Linked DNA regions of Homo sapiens: region 2 is linked to region 1. A link is an interaction called in ENCODE POLR2A ChIA-PET data of the cell type or tissue named here. Cell type or tissue: PC-9. All regions are shown on one strand.

The links. Peaks named below come from ENCODE experiments on the same cell type or tissue, not always from the same donor. Only the 100,000 strongest peaks of a DNase experiment are listed, where the experiment ranks them.
Region 2: POLR2A ChIA-PET joins it to region 1 with 38 read pairs; 2 of 35 experiments call an interaction of 5 or more read pairs at or near these places.

Annotation. Positions count from the first base shown.
Region 1 is chr12:98,609,666-98,612,165 of GRCh38, reverse strand. No RefSeq gene overlaps it. Among named protein-coding and RNA genes, the nearest start is that of SNORA53, 11 kb to the right of the region's middle. RefSeq lists a silencer at 1,309-1,509. In PC-9, no CTCF peak of the experiment used is centred here; no DNase peak of the experiment used is centred here.
Region 2 is chr12:98,417,322-98,419,821 of GRCh38, reverse strand. It overlaps the pseudogene RNU4-41P. Among named protein-coding and RNA genes, the nearest start is that of TRD-GTC1-1, 85 kb to the left of the region's middle. In PC-9, no CTCF peak of the experiment used is centred here; a DNase peak (open chromatin) is centred at 1,011; H3K4me3 peaks cover 701 bases; H3K27ac peaks cover 1,441 bases.

The DNA.
Region 1 (2,500 bases):
ACTTTAGAAAATGCAAAATAATCTAAAGTGACAGAAAGTAGATCAGTGGTTGCCTGTTGCATTAGGATTCTCCAGAGAAACAGAGCCAATAGGATGGATGGATAGACAGATGATTGATAGGTAGGTAGGTAGGTAGGTAGGTGGGTGGTGGATGGATGGGTGGATAGATTAGATAGATAGATAGATAGATAGATAGATAGATAGATTCTAGGAATTGGCTCACATGATTATGGAGGCCAAGAATCACACAATCTTTCATCTGCAAACTGGAAAACTAGGAAAGCCAGTGGTTTAATTCAGAGTGAGTCTGAAGGCCTGACAACCAAAGGAAGTGATGGCCTAAGCCCTCGTGAAAGACCAAAGGCCCAAAACCAGGAACACTGATGTCTGAGGGCAGGAGAAGATAGATGTCCCAGTTCAAAGAGTAGCAGATTCACCCTTCTGCCTTTTTTCTATCCAGGCCCTCAATGGATGGGATGATGCTCACCCACATTAACGAAAGTGATCTTCTTTATGCAGTCTACCAAGTCAAATGCTAAGCTCTTCTGGAAACACTGTCACAGACACACCCAGAAATAATGTTTTACCAGCTATCTGGGCATCCCTTAGCCCAGGCAGCTTGAAACAAAATTATCCATCACAACTGTAGATAGAGATGGAGACAGGTATAGATTACAAAGAGCCACAAGGAAAAGGAGTGAAGGATGTTTATTATCTTCATTGTGATAGATATATGTCAAAACTCATCAAAGGGTACACTTTTTAAATTTTTATTTATTTTTATTTTTGAGACAGGTTCTCACTTTTTCACCCAGGCTGGAGTGCGGTGGTGTGATCATGGCTCACAGCAGCCTTGACCTCCTGGACTCAAATGATCCTTCCACCTCAGCTTCCTGAGTAGCTGGGACTACAGTCTCAAGCCACCATGCCTGGCTAATTTCTTTTTTCTTTTTTTCTTTTTTTTTCTTTTTTTTGGTAGAGATGGAATCTCCCTATGCTGCCCAGGCTGGTCTTGAACTCCTGGGTTCAAGTGATTCTTCTGCTTTGGCCTCCCAGAGTTCTGGCATTACAGTATACACTTGAAATATTTGTGTTTATATGTGTAATCTCTCATCAATATATGTTTTTAAGTACACTATAATAACCTAAAGTAAACCCACACAGCATTAGCCCCAGTTTCAAATGCCTAGCGTGAAGGATATCCAGATCCACAGAGCTGGTCACCTCAAAAATAAGAGTTTATGAATTCTGTGTGTTTGTTGTTGTTGTTGTTGTTGTTGTTGTTGTTGTTTTGAGACAGGGTCTTATTTTGTTGCCCAAGCTGGAGTGCAGTGGCATGATCATGCCTCACTGCAGCCTCTTGTCTCCTGACCTCAAGCAATCCTCCCACTCAGCCTCCTGAGTAGCTAGGACTACATGAATTCACCACCAACCCTAACTACTTTTTTAATTTTTTTTTTTTTTTTTTTTTTTTGGTAGAGATGAAGTCTGCCTATACTGCCCAGAGTGGTCTCGAACTCCTGAAGTCAAGCAATCCTCCTGCCTTGGCCTCCCAAAATGCTGGGATCACAAGTGTCAGCCACTGTGCCTGGCGAGTTTATGAATTCTCTTTTATTTTTATTTTTTATTTATTTATTTTTGTTTTTTTGAGACGGAGTTTCGCTCTTGTAGCCCAGGCTGGAGTGCAATGGCACGATCTCGGCTCACTGCAACCTCCGCCTCCCGGGTTCAAGTGATTCTCCTGCCTCAGCCTCCCGAGTAGCTGGGATTACAGGATTGCGCCACCATGCCCAGCTAATTTTTGTATTCTTAGTAGAGATGGGGTTTCACCATGTTGGCCAGGCTAGCCTCGAACTCCTGACCTCAGGCGATCCACCCGCCTCAGCCTCCCAAAGTGCTGGGATTACAGGCATGAGCCACCGCGCCGGGCCTCTTATATTTTTTTGAGAGGGAGTCTGGCTCTGTCGCCCAGGCTGGAGTGCAGTGGTGCAATCTCGGCTCACTGCAAGCTCCGCCTCCCGGGTTCACGCCATTCTCCTGCCTCAGCCTCTCGAGTCGCTGGGACTACAGGCCCCCACCACGACACCTGGCTAATTTTTTTGTTGTTGTTTTTAGTAGAGACGGGATTTCACCGTGTTAGCCAGGATGGTCTCTATCTCCTGACCTCGTGATCTGCCCGCCTCGGCCTCCCAGAGTGCTGGGATTATAGGCGTGAGCCACCATGCCCGGCTGAGTTTATGAATACTTATATCAGAGTGGCTCATCACCAATCCTTGGGCTTTTTGCCATGGAAAAGTTAACTATGTACTCTGACTTGGTTCACCTTCTCCAAGCTATTGCCAGGAAATATTTCATATGTTCTGTCTTATTTGAAAAATTGATAGCCAGGAACAGTGGCTCACACCTGTAATCCCAGCATTTTGGGAGGCTGAGGCAGGCAGATCACTTGAGCTAATGAGTTTGAGACCAGCCTGGCCAGCATGGTGAATTTCAGCTCTAC
Region 2 (2,500 bases), 190 kb after region 1:
TGAGACATGGCTTTATTCAGCAGCCCCTCACAGGGTCAGTGTTACATTTATACCTACACAGACAATAGTGGCTGAGAGCCAGGTGGGGAGCTTCTCTATGTTGTGTCTACATGGCTATGATTATATGAGACATGGGAGTGTGTGCGTGCGCCCCAATCCTGCTGAGTCTTCTAGGCTGTTTTCCTCGGTCTATGCCTGCTGCCCTATGCCTGCTTGGCTGCAGCACAGCCATGTTCCTTACACCTCCAAAGTGCTGGGATTACATGCATCAGCCACCACGCCTGGCTTCAATTTCTCTAACTTTTCTGTTTTTTCTCCTCCAAATCAAAATCTAAAATTTTCCTCTAGACTAGAGAAACAAAAACCAAAAATCATATTTTGAGCCAAGTGTTTTCCTTCTCCTTTCAATCACTTAAGCTTCCTCAGACTATCTTTTTGAGTTGGAATACTGCTTGAAGAAGTGTGTGAAATATGAAACAAACGCAGACCTATTCTTCGGCAACTTTGAGCTTGTGCAGGGAGACAGATTAAGGGAACTGGAAGAAAAACAAAGACCAAAGAGAATTGGAATGCATAGTGAATCTGCCTGAAAAATTTATCACAGACTTTAGACATTGCACTGTAATATTAACAGCCTATACTTGTCTGGCGATTTCCAGTTTCTAAAGTGCTTTTATGTCCATTACCTCGAGACCACCCTAAAGAGAAGGGCAGGACAGGCATTGCTTTTTTTTACGAAGAAGAGCTTAGGAGAGACTGAATGCTTAGCATGCAGCAACTCACCATGTGCAACTCACCCTGTCAACATGGGAACTAGCATTTAAACCTGGCTCTGCTGGCCCCAAGTCCTAGCCTTTTTCTGCCTTACCACAAACTCCACCTACTTGGGTTACCCTGGAAAGGCGCCCGGTGTCCACACCCCTCTTCTAGTAAGACTCAAGGCTGTTGACTTGCATTCCTGGGCCGCCTGCAGGCCCACGCCCCCACCATCTGCATACTATAAATGCTTTCTTCATGGAAGAACTCTAGACAGGGAAATATTTTGGTACTGGTCTGAATTAAATACCAAAGCCTTATTTGTAATTTCTGCTTAGGCAATGACACGTAAGGGATTCCAAAGGGCGACAAGTGTGAGTCCATTTGGCATTCCTTCTTTGGGCAATGGGGAAGGAGATGGCAAGTCAAGGGAAGTTAGAGTTATCCAGCCCCGACTAAGTCCAGCTGCCAGGGCTTAAGCTGAATTGACAGTCAGAGGAAGAACTAGCAGAGAGCTCTGAATCAGATTTCAGTGGTTCCACCTCAAATGGGAGTTTCTCATTGGTCTGGCAAGAGCTGTGGCTGGATTTAAAGTGAAACTGAGCCATGGACCCTGGGGGACAGCACAGGATATTACAAATGACAGCTGCTTGTCTCAATAGCAACATCTGGTCAAGAGGCCTGATCCATGACCCTTGGTGTGTGAAGCATGGGGATGTATTGACATCTGGGTTTGAGTATCTGAGGAAAGCTGTTTTAGAGCAGAGCAGAGACTCAAAGCATTGGTTCTCATTCATTACTAGTCTTCTGATTTTGAATCAGGCACATGGCTTCTCTAAGCCTCAGTTTGCTAATCTGTAAACAGGAGAGTAATAGTACTTGCCTCTCAGGTTCTTTTTTTTCTTTTGTCAAAAGCATTTTATAAGCTACAAAGGGGTCTAGAAATGTAGTTTATTACAATCGTTGTTACTTACAGGTCTGAATTTCCTGCAGGAAAAGGGGATAGAAAAGTATAAGAAATAATGGTAGCTTTGCACAGTGGCAGTATGGTAGCCCATGAGGTTTATCCGAGGCCCGATTATGGCTAGTTGAAAATGTTTCCCAATACCCTGCCATGATGATTTAAAATATAGTCGGCATGGGCAATTTTTGCAGTCTGTATTGAAACTGAACTGAAAAAAAAACAACAACAAAAAACGAAGGCAATAAGGAAATAAGGGGAGGAACTGAAGAACAGAAAAAGGAGCAGAGATAACATCCTTTAAATTAATTTTTAAAGTGTTTTTAGGCACCTGGAGCTGTGCTAAGAGCTATAAAAATAAGGTTCAGAGATGTCACTGTAGATTCAAGGCCTTTGCACGAAATGGTGCAAAGCTGATAAGGAATGGGGTAGAGATGGGATTTGGGGAGGACAGGAGTAACATTAATGGAGCATCTACGACGTCCAAGGCATTGCTGAGGATGCCATTATCTCAAGTAAGGCTTTGCATAGAGTATGCACCAGCCTCATTTTAGGGAGGAGGAAACCAAGACTCAGAGACATTGAGCAACTTGCTCAAGGTCACATGGCTAGTAAGTGATAGAGATGGGACTTGTCTGCCTCTAAAGCACATCCTCATATGCAGACAAATGAGTCAATAAAGAAAAGTATAAATTGGGTAATTCATAGGACATGTTATTAAAAAGGTGAAGGCTGAGAGAGAAAAAGAAAGCCCTGGCAGCTTGGTGACTGACTTCAGTCCTG